Linked DNA regions of Homo sapiens: region 1 is linked to region 2. The links are chromatin contacts, found by Hi-C in ENCODE. All regions are on one chromosome and are shown on one strand. Each heading gives the region's core, a stretch centred on a gene start or an enhancer-like site at or near the end of the contact. The rest is flanking DNA. Distances are from core to core; before and after follow the strand shown. Region 1 has its middle 19 kb from the start of PLEKHD1. Region 2 overlaps ACTN1 (actinin alpha 1).

Region 1 (6,458 bases), core at 2,898-5,397, 580 kb before region 2:
TCTCTACTTCCTCAGAATCCTTGATCTGCCAAAGAGAAATCCGGAAAATGATGAAATGGCCATTTCACTTCTATGTGTTTTGAATGCAAATATGCACATTTTGAATGTAAAATAAAATTTCTCTTCCTAAGTTGAAAAATTCCATTTAACAAATGACTTTTTTAAAAACCCCTAATTCTATAGAAATAAATGGTGATTGTCGGGTGGGGCACAATGGCTCATGCCTGTAATCCCAGCACTTTGGGAAGCCATGGCAGGAGGATGGCTTGAGATCAGGAGTTTGAGACCAACCTGGTCAACATAGTGAGACTCCATCTCTACAAAAAATTAAAAACTTAGCCAGGCATGGTGGCATGCACCTGTAGTCCTGGCTGCTCAGGAGGATGAGGTGGGAGGATCGCTGGAGCTCAGGAGTTTGAGGCTGCAGTGAGCTATGGGCTTATGATTGCACCACTGCCCCTCCAGCATGGGTGACAAAGCAAGACCCAGAAAGAAAAGAAAGAAAGAAAGAAGGAAGGAAAGAAAGAAAGAAAGAAAGGAAGGAAGGAAATATATGGTGATTGTCGACAAATGTGAAAGCACTTATAATAAAAAGAATAAATCAAACATTACTCACAATTCCACAATCCAGAGATAATTACAGTTGAAATTTGAGGGTATAATTTTCTGAACTAGTTGTATTCATTTATCTCTGCCCTTCTTTTTCACTATCCTTATATTACAATTTTCGAAAGGAGTATCTGCCACATGCAGTCTGGTAAACTGCTTTTCATACCTGAAATTAATCATGAACATATTTGTAATTACATTTTTGATCTCATAGTATTCCATTGTATTGCTTTTCCATAATTTAACTAATCTGTTATTGTTTAACTCACGGCTCTGAACACTGGATAAAAACATGGTCCTATCCATGAACTATCTCCCTTGTCTTAACTAACTCCACAAGTCCTCCCAAAACATGTGAATGCCTGACCTCTTCATGAATAACTGTGTTTATTTCTTGGCCTACTGACATTCAAGAATGTGGCCTTTATTTCTCGAAGGAGTGGGGTTGATCGAAACCAGCACAGAAGGCTGTGTATCAAGATGAGGTATTGGAGAACTACAGGAATTTGGCTCACTGGATAGACATCGTTCCACCATGGTTGAAGATGTAACTCCTGTTCAGAAATGATTTATTAGTGGTGAAATTCCAAGGAGCTTCTGAGGTGCCTCCTGTTCACAAATAGTTGAGATTTGAGGGTTGATAATAAGCAGCTCTACTGACCCTCACCTGAAACTCCATCTCCCCCAAATCCCCACCTTTTTTTTTGAGACAGAGTCTGGCTCTATCACCCAGGCTGGAGTGCAGTGGCACAATCTCAGCTCAGTGCAAACTCTGCCTCCTGGGCTGAAGCCATCTTCCCAACTCAGCCTCCTGAGTAGCTGGGACTACAGGCACGTGCCACCATGCCTGGCTTTATTTATTTATTCATAGAGACAGGGTCTCGCTATTTGCCCAGGCAGGTCTCCACCTCCTAGCCTCAAGTGGTCTTCTTGCCTCAGCCTCCCAAAATGCTGGGATTACAGGCATGAGCCACCACACGGGGCCTTATCTTCCCCTTTCACCAGATTGACTATCCCACCTACATTTCTGGCTATTCAGTGATTGCTCTTAATGACTAAGGGACAGGGTCTGAACCCTTAAACCAAGTCTCTTATTTCCTCCTGGAGGAGTTTGTATTTCTCTCATTTATGAGTAATATGTTGGTATATAAGAAACAGCCCTGGATGATAGGAAGTGAAGTGATATTTTGGTGCTGGGGGATAGAATCATGTTAGGAGGAGGCTTTGCATGGGACATTCTGCTTTCCCTGAGGAGTGACTGCCTTGCTCTCAAAGAGGGTAATTAACAATGTCCAGGGGCCAGAAAGTTAGAGGAGAATGACAACCTAGAAAAGACCTTTTGAGTTGGAAACAGGAATCTTAAGTTTCAGTAGAGTGAGATGAACTCAGTTTAATGAGGGCTAAAGTAGAAAGATTTCCTTCTCTGAGATATGAAAAAATTTTATTAATAAACAATATGGGACATGGCAGCATGGCTCATGCCTGTAATCCCAACACTTTTGGAGGCCAGAGCAGAATTTCTTGAGCCAAGGGGTTCGAGACTAGCCCAGGCAACATAGCAAGACCTCATCTCTGCATACGAAAAATAAAATTAAAAAAATTAGCTGAGTGTGGTGGTGTGTGCCTGTAGTCCTAACTACAGGCTGAGGCTGAGGTGGGGGAGGGTTGCTTGAGCCCAGGAGTTGGAGGTTACAGTGAGCTGTGATCCTACCACTGCACCCCAGCCTGGGCGACCCTGTCTCTAAAAAAAAAAAAGAAAAAAATTACAAAGCGGCATAATCACAAATATGTGCCATTTAGTAACAAGAAATAAGTTACTCATAACTGAAAGTCCTTGTCACTCAATTTATGTATTTTTACTAGACTATATTAACACAGGTAAATATTTCTAACTATAAACAAAATTTTGTTCCAGCTTTCAGTCACATAAGATTACATCATCCCATTTTTTCCTCTGCTGGCATAATCTCAATGAGATATATTATTGTATATTTAGGCTAATTCCAATTTTATGCTATTAAAAATACATTTCCCATAAACATTTCTAGGCGAATATATATTTTTGTAATTGCTTATAATAAATTCCAAAGGTGGAAGGCCTGGGATAAAAAGCATAAATATATTCAAACTCTTGGTATGCTCTTTAGAAATGTAGTATCACTTTACACTGGCTTCCATTTTATCCATTTTTTTCTTTTAACATTTCACTATTTTGTCCAGCTACCATTTACTGCATATATGGTATAAACCTAGCATTTAATCTGATTGCTTTTCTTAAAATTTCCCAACAATTACCATTGTGTTTTTCTATGCTGTGGCTTTTTCTTTTTTCCTTAAGTCATCTTTAGCCATATTTTAGATTCTTAAATATTCTGCTTCTTACTGCTGGGCTCTTTCATTCCACTATCTCTGTGTCAGTGCTTGCATTGAGACTTTGTCAGTTTAATTAGGCCCTCCATGTGTCTTCCTTATTTTTTTTTTTTTTTTTTTTTTTTTTTTTGAGACAGAGTCTCGCTCTGTCGCCCAGGCTGGAGTGCAGTAGCGTGATCTTGGCTCACTGCAAGCTCCGCCTCCCGGGTTCACAGCATTCTCCTGCCTCAGCCTCCCAAGTAGCTGGGACTACAGGCGCCCGCCACCACGCCCGGCTAATTTTTTGTATTTTTAGTAGAGACGGGGTTTCACCGTGTTAGCCAGGATGGTCTTGATCTCCTGACCTCGTGATCCACCCACCTCGGCCTCCCAAAGCGCTGGGATTCCAGGTGTGAGCCACTGCTCCCAGCCCTTCCTTTTCAACTATTCTTTCCTCACTCCATTCCAGCTGCACTTGTCTTTTTGCTTCTTCTTGAACAAGCCAAGTAAGCTCTAATGTTAGGACCTGTGCTCTAGCTATTTGCTGTGCCTGGGATATTCTCCTCCCAGGTATCTGCTTGGCTCAGGTACTCACTTCTTTCAAGTCTTGGTTCAGGTTTCACTTTTTTTTTTTTTTTTTTTTCCAGACAGAGTCTTGTTCTGTTGCCCAGGCTAGAGTGCAGTGGTGCGATCTCAGCTCACTGCAACCTCTGCCTCCTGGGCTCAAGCAATTCTCATGCCTCAGCCACCCGAGTAGCTGGGATTACAGGTATGCACCACCACGCCTGGCTAATTTTTGTATTTTTAGTAGAGACAGAGTTTTGCCATGTTGGCCAAGCTGGTCTTGAACTCCTGGCCTCAAGTGATCCCAAAGTACTGGGATTACAGGCGTGAGCCACCACGCCTGGCCAGGTTTCACCTTTAAGTGTCCAGCTCTGACCATCTGTGTAGTAAAGAATTAGGCGGCCTTTGTCTTTGGTTTCTGGGAAGTAACCTCTAATTCTCTGGAATTTCCTGAGTGATAGGAGTATTCATTATTCACGGTGGACTCCTGGGATCCCACTTGATAGTTTCTGCTAACACAGTGACTCACGGAAGACCCCTGGATAGTTTATGTTTGCAAGATGACTCAGGCTGGGAGCTGGCCACCCGGAAAAGCCAACCATGTAGTTAGAGTTGGGGCTTTGAGTCATGTGATACCAGTCCAACCTCCAGGAAGGAAAAGGGGGCTAGAGATTGAGTTCAACCACATAGCCAATGATTCAATCATACCTAAATAACGAAGCCTCAATAAAAACTCCGGATACCAAAACTCAGGAGAACGTCCCTGGTCAGAGTATTTTCATGCTTCAATGCTGGGAGGGCAATGTGTCCCTGAGAATGAGGGAAGCTTCACATTTGGGACTCTCTCAGACTTTGCCCCAGGCACCTCTTCTTCTGTTTCTGGTCTGTCCTTTTTGCTATAATAGAACTGCAATCATAACATAGTTTTTTCTGGAGTTCTGTGAGTTGTTTTAGCAAATTACTGACCAGAGAGTGGCTGTGGGAAACTCCAAATTTGCAGCCAGCTAGTCAGAAGAAAGGATGACCTGGTAATTCCTGAACTTGCTGCTGGTGTCTGGAGAGCAGTTTTGTGGAGGAATGTGCCCTTAATGTTGAGTTCCCATTTTTTAAGTGTACAATTCAATAGCTTTTGGTAGGTTCACAGAATTGTGCAGCTGTCATCCCCAACATGTTTTTTGAACTTTCAAATTTCTGATCTGGTTCAATCAAAAAGGAACCTCCAATCCAGGTTAATCACTGGAATTGATTATTTCATCTCTTCAGACTCTCTTAATTTAGAACAGAATTCTTCCTTTTTTTTAAGTGAATTTTTTGAGACAGAGTCTTGCTCTGTTGCCCAGGCTGGAGTGAAATGGCGTGATCACAGTTCACTGCAGCCTTGACCTCCTGGGGTCAAGCAATCCTCCCACCTCAGCTTCCCAAGTAGCTGGGACCACAGGTGCATGTCACTATATCCAGCTTTTTTTTTTTTTTTTTTTTTTGAGACAGAGTCTCGCTCTGTCACCCAGGCTGGAGTGCAGCGGCGTGATCTCGGTTCACTGCAAACTCTGCCTCCCGGGTTCGCGACATTCTCCTGCCTCAGTCTCCCGAGCAGCTGGGACTACAGGCGCCCGCCACCACGCCCAGCTAATTTTTTGTATTTTTAGTAGAGACGGGGTTTCACCATATTAGCCAGGATGGTCTCAATCTCCTGACCTCGCGACCCACCCACCTCGGCCTCCCAAAGTGCTGGGATTACAGGCGTGAGCCACCGTGCCTGGCCCCAGCTAATTTTTTTTTTTTAATTTTTTGTAGAGATGGGGGTCTCACTGTGTTGCCCAAGCTGGTCTCAAACTCCTGGGCTCAAGCAATCCTCCCACCTCAGCCACTCAAAGTGGCTGAGATTACAGACATGAACCATCACACCTGGTGACACTGACTTTTAAAGACTTTTTATTGAGCTATGACATAAGGTAAAAAGCACAAATCATGTGTACTGCTTTTTCACCTGCTATAACCCTGTAACCAGCACCTAGATTAAAAAACAGATCAGGCCGGGCGTGGTGGCTCTCGCCTGTAATCCCAGCACTTTGGGAGGCTGAGGAGGGCGGATCATGAGGTCAGGAGATCAAGATCATCCTGGCTAACACAATGAAACCCCGTCTCTACTAAAAATACAAAAAATTAGCTGGGCGTGGTGGTGGGCACCTGTAGTCCCAGCTACTCGGGAGGCTGAGGCAGAAGAATGGCGTGAACCTGGGAGGTGGAGCTTGCAGTGAGCTGAGATCACACCACTGCACTCCAGCCTGGGCTACAGAGCAAGACTCTGTCTCAAAAAACAAACAAACAAAAAACAGATCATGTGAGCAGGAAAAAATAAAATAAAAATGACACCAAACAGAAAAGGATTGGTGGCTATTTTGGCTAAGCCCAGGTGTGTGTGTGTTTTGATCTCAGGGAAGCCTCCCGAGTAGCTGGGATTTACAGGTACCCCCCTACCACACCTGGCTAATTTTTCTATTTTGAGTAGAGACGGGGTTTCACCATGTTGGCCAGGGTGGTCTCGAACTCCTGACCTCAGGTGATCTACCCACTTCGGCCTCCCAAAGTGCTGGGATTACAAGCGTGAGCCACCATGCCTGCCCTGAGCACAATCTTTGTAACTAGCTATACATGTAACTATACATATAGAAAACCAGCACAAAGTGGGCCAGTAGTATTTAATGAAATCTAATGACTAACCATAAGTCCACAGAGGGAGAAAAACATTTATCAAATTCACACGTCACGTTTCTAATCAAATCTCTTTAATTTCCAGGGTCAGTTGTTCATAGCATCTATCTACTCATATAACAACTCTGCCCTATGAAATGAATCCACTGTGGTTTGGATCTGTTGCCTCTTTCTCTTTTCTGAGAGTAGAGAGAGCTACCTTCGTAAATAATATTTGCTAACAA
Region 2 (6,180 bases), core at 2,345-4,844:
CCCTATGAACACAATGCTTTTGACACCCTGAACCAAACAGGGCATAATTGAATCGCAGTCAAGTTGATTTCTACTTCCATGGAATCTTAAGTAGTTAAAAAATATTATTATTGAAGTAATAGTTTTGTGGGTTTTTTTGGGTAGTATATTTCAAAGATACAAATAAGCAAAATACAGAACATGGAAATTACTGAAAATCTTACTACCCAGTATCAACTTTAAAAAAAATGATTTTAATCCTTTTGGTTTTTTCGTGTAAATATTTGAGGGAATCCTAAAGTATATGTATTTGAAATTAAACATTTTTTCCCGGTTTCTGTACTCAAGTGTCCCCTGACAGATAACTAAAGCCTGTTTTATATAATAAGCTGCTTTAGGAAAACCCCCAATCTTACATTATATTCTGACCAGCTTTCCATGTCATAAAATACTCTTCTTTTAGGTTATTTTTGTTATTCATCCTTCTTGACCCTGTCCCCACAACTTAGGGAAAAATTTCATAAGCCAGAGAAACACACAGAAGAAAATGTAAGAAATTTGCCATGACGCAGCTTTTTGTCCTTAAGTGAAAAGTAACAGGAGTGTCATGGGCACATGACAGGTCTAGAAGGGGAGGGTGAAAGGCAGACAGCATCGTGGGGAGACGGCAGCCCAGGGGGTCATGGAGGGAGAATACATTGCAAGTGGGTATGCAGTTTGGAAAATTGCAGTCATTTCGGGGCTCCAAGGCTGAATCAGTAGCTTTTAGGTGGCCAGAGCCACTGCTAGCCTAAGGGTGCTCTATGAGAATTAGACAAAGTACCCTTTCTGGGGGACAGATGTAGCTTGGCCTGGGGACATGTGGGGAGGGTGGCTTGCAGGGTGCAGCCCCAGTGACTGTCCAGCTGGGCACTGTTGCACAAACTGGAGGCATGGCCCTGTCTGAAGGGGCGTGTGGGTTTGCACTCAGCATCTGTCCTCCCAGAATTCTGGCCGGCTCACCCAGGCCGGGGTCTCTGTAGGCTCCAGGTTATTGCCCAGAGGCCTGAGTCCATGAATGGATCCAGGACAGTGGGGAGGCTGGGCAGCTCCAGTGCCTGCTTGCCTCATTGCACATTGTTGGTCTGTTTACCTCGGGGGCCCTTTGCCTTAGCACATGTGTGACCTCTGTGATCGGTTAGAGTCCTGCGGGAAACCAGTCCTAGTCAGGGAGAGTCTGGGGCCCTTTCCCCACAGGGCTCTGTTCTCAAAGTCCCATAGCTGGGTGACCAATGTAGATGCAGGTCCCATGCCTTGCCCAGGAGGCCTGGCTCCTGGGAGCCCAGAAAATACCAGTGGGAGATGGGAGGTATGGTGGGGCAGCCTGGCTAGGGTGGATATGGGGCAGAGATAGGGAAGAGGCTCTTCCTGGAAGGCATGGGGCACCTTCAGGGGTCTAGGGGGCTAGGGGACCTGAAGCCTAGGCCCAAGCCAGACCCTGACCCTGTACCTCCCATCCCCACAGGACATCAACAATGCCTGGGGCTGCCTGGAGCAGGTGGAGAAGGGCTATGAGGAGTGGTTGCTGAATGAGATCCGGAGGCTGGAGCGACTGGACCACCTGGCAGAGAAGTTCCGGCAGAAGGCCTCCATCCACGAGGCCTGGACTGACGGTGAGGCCAGCCCAGCCTCCTGCCTCCCCCCAGGGCTTCACTTCCCTACTCTTCAGCCCAGCCAGCAGCCACTATGCTATTCTTTGCTTTTCATTTGTTTCATTTGGTCTCTTACTAGTTCCATGGCTTTAGGCAAGTTCATTAGCCTTCTGGTCGCCTCAGCTTCCTCATCTGTAAAGTGGGAATAATAATAGTACCAACCTCACAGGCTTGTAAGAATTGAATCAGTTAATACATAACGAAGTTCTGAGGAGAGTTCCTGCATAGTGCAGTGCTGTGTGAGTGTTCACTTTGCAGTCAAATCCTCTACCCCGAGTGTTCACTTTGTTTTTTAGTTTTATGGGGGTTTTTTTTTGAGATGGAATTGTGTTCTTGTTGCCAGGATCGAATGCAATGGTGAAATCTCAGCTCACTGCAACCTCCACTTCGTGGGTTCAAGTGATTCTCCTGCCCTAGCCTCCCTAGTAGCTGGGACTACAGGTGCCTGCCACCATTCCCAGCTGATTTTTGTATTTTTAGTTTCACCATGTTGGTCGGGCTGGTTTTGAACTCCTGATCTCAGGTGATCCATCTGCTTCTGCCTCCTGAAGTGTTGGGATTACAGGCGTGAGCCACTGTGCCCAGCCGTATAATGTCATCTTAAGGAATTATGTCTGCAAAGAGCCTGTTTCCAAATAAGGTTCTATCTTGAGGTTCTGGGTTGACATGAGTTTTATGGGGGACCCCATTCAACCTAATTCAGTCTCCTCATGGGTTGTTGTGAGGCTTAAATATTATAGTACATTGCATGCTTGTGGTTTTCATCTCTTCAGCTCTTTTTCCTCTATTTCCTGGCCTCCAATTACAGTGAACCAGCCTTTGCCTTAGCACATGTGTGTCCCTGTTGCTCCAACCTTGAGGCTCTTGGGGGCGTGTCTGGTGTCTGCTTATTGGCAGCTAAGGTGAACTCTGAAGAGAGAGGATCATACCTAGGATAGTATTTTCCCCAGAACCTGGACCAGGGCTGGAGGTGGGGAACAGGCTGCCTATCTGCTGGGGCCCCTCCGGCCATTTCAGCTGGAGCGTGGGACAGACCTATTGGCCGGCGGAGCTCAATGCCCTAAGACTCCCCCAGTCAGCCCTGTTTTGTACTCCTCAGATCTTAGGTTGGAGATGAGAAGGAAGAACCATACCCCAAGGCCATTTGGGAGTGGCTTGGCTTGGTGTAGGGCAGCGGTCCCCAGCCTTGTTGGTACCGGGGACCAGTTTCGTGGAAGACAGTTTTTCCATGCAGTGGGGAGGAGGCAGATGCTTTCAGGATGACTGTTCTACTTCAGATCATCAGGCATTAGATTCTCATAAGGAGCACACAACCTAGATCCCTCGCATGCGCAGTTCACAATAGGATTTGAGCTCCTGTGAGAATCCAGTGCCGCCCCTGACACAACAGGAGGCGGAGCTCAGGTGGTAATGCTCTCCCACCTGCTGGCTCACCTCCTGCTATTTAGCCCAGTTCCTAACAGGCCACGGACCAGTACCAGTCTATGGCCCAGGGGGTGGGGACCCCTGGTGTAGGGGATGGGAGTGTGCTTGACTGGCTAAGGGGGGTTGGCTCTAGTTCCCCTTTGTAAGTACAAATGCTGGGCTTTGCACACAATGGTAAGAGGTTGCTGCCCCCACATCCACTGTGCGTGTATGGAGTTATTTATCCAGACGTGACGGGCAGAGTGGAGGAGGCACAGTGGGGATTGCACTGATTCATCACATGCTTCTGTCGGGTCCAGCTCACAGCCAAGGTACAAAGCAAAGATTGACCTCGTTGCCTTGCCAGCCACCAGCAGGGGCATGAGAAGTGCTGGCATGCTGGCACAGCCTCTGGGGAAAGCAGTTTGGCCACATGTATTCAGTTCTACCAATTTTACTACACTCTGACCTGGGAATTCCATTTCTTGAGACTGTCTAAAGAATCTATCCTGGGCGTGAGGAGTGGCAGCGGCCAGGCAGCACAGTTTCGCAAAGGCTGTCAGCATGCCGCGGCCCGCAGACACCTGGCACGCGCCCTCCCTGCCGCCAGGATGCCCAAGGGGAAGGTCAGCTCTGCTGAAGGAGCCGCCAAGGAAAAGCCCAAGAGGAGATCGGCGCGGTTGTCAGTTAAACCTCCTGCAAAAGTGGAAGCGAAGCCGAAAAACGCAGCAGTGAAGGATAAATCTTCAGACAAAAAAGTGCAAACAAAAGGGAAAAAGGGAGCAAAGGGAAAACAGGCCGAAGTGGCTAACTAAGAAACTAAAGATTTACCTGCAGAAAACGGGGAAATGAAAAGTGAGGAGAGTCCAGCCTCTGATGAAGCAGGAGAGAAAGAAGCCGAGTCTGATTAATACCATATACCATGTCTTATCAGTGGTCCCTGTCTCCCTTCTTGTACAATCCAGAGGAATATTTTTTATCAACTATTTTGTAAATGCAAGCTTTTTAGTAGCTCTAGAAACATTTTTAAGAAGGAGGGTATCCCACCTCATCCCATTTTTTAAGTGTAAATGCTTTTTTTTAAGAGGTGAAATCATTTGCTGATTGTTTATTTTTTGGTACAACCAGAAAATAGTGTGGGATATTGAATTATGGGAGGCTTTGACTGTCTCGGGTGTCAGCTTAACATTCCATAGATGGGGGGGTTAGTTTTTATATCCTATAATACAAAGCATATTAAATGGCAATATGGAGTCAGTCCTGCATTTAATATCTTGAACATTTTAAATTACTTCTGTTGCCATGTTGTTTTTTTAGTAGAATTGTTTCCTAAAGAAAACCACTCTTTGATCATGGCTCTCCCTGTCAGAATTGTGCACTCTGTAACATCTTTGGTTGTGGTAGTCCTGTTTTCCTAATAACTTTGTCACTGTGCTGTGAAAGATTACAAATTTGAATATGTAGTGTACGTGCTATTCAGTTGTGAACTGGTGGGCCGTATGTGACAGCTGACCAACATGTGAAAATACTGGTACTTGATAGCCTCTTAAGGAAAATTTGCTTCCCGATTTTAAGCTGGAAAGTCACTGGAATAACTTTAAAAAAGAATTACACTACATGGCTTTTTAGAATTTCATTACGTATGTTAAGAATTGTGTACAAATTGAAACGTCTGTACTGATCTTCAACCAATAAAATCTCAATTATTAAAATACAAAAAAAAAAATCCATCCTGAACATGGAGACATCCACACTAGGGCAAGCTGAGGGCCCAGCAACTCACAGTAGGGCAGTGAAGGGTTAGGGGAGTGGACGTGCAGCCTTTCTGCAGACGTCTACATGAGAAGACTATGGAGCCAGGGCAGAAATTCCAATAATGTGCCGCCAATTTTTTTTTTTTTTTGAAACGGAGTCTCGCTCTGTCACCAGGCTGGAGTGCAGTGGCATGATCTTGGCTCACTGCAACCTCTGACTCCCTGGTTCAAGCGATTCTCCTGCCTCAGCCTCCCAAGTAGCTGGGATTACAGGCATGCGCCACCACGCCCAGCTAATTTTTGTATTTTTAGTAGACATGGGGTTTCACCATGTTGGCCAGGATGGTCTCGATCTCCTGATGACCTCGTGATCTGCCCGCCTCGGCCTCCCAAAGTGCTGGGATTACAGGCGTGAGCCACCGTGCCCGGCCCATGTGCTGCTAAATATTTTAAAAGCAGGAAACATAATTTATATATGCCCAAAGAATATCCACATAAGGAAAGACTGAATAGGAGTGGATAAGTAGGCTTACCTGTAATTTTTTTCCTAAGCTTTATATATTACCATTCTGTTTTAAAGAAGAAAGAGTAGGGGGAAGGAAAGAAATGCCACCTGGGGACACAACCTTGGCTCCCAGCCCAGCCTTATTTATTGAGATGGGCCGAGCATACCAGCAGCAGAGGGTTGGGTATGTGAGTGAGGGAGGCTGGGCCAGCCCCCATCCTGTGCCTGTCAACTTCACAAGGCAGCTGGTGAGCGTCGTCTAACAATGGCCCTGGGAGGTCATTTCTTGTTCCTGCTTTCCTCCTGTGGAAACAAATTTAAGAAACGCAAGACCTGCTTGTGCCCTGTAGATAGAGGGCAGTGTGTCTGAGGGTCAGAGAAGGCGCTAGCCACTGTCGGGTTCTGTGCAGAGTGCACTGGACACACTGACCGAGGGAAGGGGCCCCTGCAGGGCTGCCGGCAGCCAGTGACGGTAACTGGGGACATTCTAAAGGCAGGGTACTCCTGAGGTGCTTGGGTTGTTTTTTTCCTGGTTATACCAGAGGGTGTGGATGGCTGTGTTTCCCGCTGTGTGTATAGCGTCATGCCCTATGCATTCCCACAGACTCCTGCATAGCCTTCCTGCGTAGACACTTTCATGGCCTTGGAAGTGCTCTGAGGAGAGTGCTTTTCCCCGTTGCGCCGGTTGGTGGATGTTCTAGTTGCACATCTGCTTTTGCACCCTGCAGATCCCTGCACAATGGGCACCTCCTTGAGAAGCACCCCCAGAAGTGGAGCTCCTGGGGCCCTGAGGGGTGGGCGGTTGGGACCAAGGAGATGCTTCTCACTCCAGCTCAGCCATGTGGCC

What was found. A loop is a pair of places that touch in the nucleus more often than their neighbours do. Pooled maps may share reads with other maps.
Region 1: a loop to region 2 is called in a pooled map of heart right ventricle, with 2.3 times the contacts of the local background. The contact joins two enhancer-like sites. A Hi-C loop is called at or near these places in 4 of 50 pooled maps.

What each region holds. Positions count from the first base shown.
Region 1 is chr14:69,462,625-69,469,082 of GRCh38, reverse strand. It overlaps a transcript of PLEKHD1 not described here. Among named protein-coding and RNA genes, the nearest start is that of PLEKHD1, 19 kb to the left of the region's middle. Within about 2 kb of position 4,147, at least 2 of the 41 ENCODE cell types and tissues checked have a DNase peak (open chromatin) inside an H3K27ac peak, as active enhancers do.
Region 2 is chr14:68,885,590-68,891,769 of GRCh38, reverse strand. ACTN1 (actinin alpha 1) reads left to right here. Exons shown (of 22, transcript NM_001130004.2): 11 at 1,484-1,631. It also overlaps the pseudogene HMGN1P3. Among named protein-coding and RNA genes, the nearest start is that of ACTN1, 91 kb to the left of the region's middle. RefSeq lists an enhancer at 756-1,256. Within about 2 kb of position 3,594, at least 8 of the 41 ENCODE cell types and tissues checked have a DNase peak (open chromatin) inside an H3K27ac peak, as active enhancers do.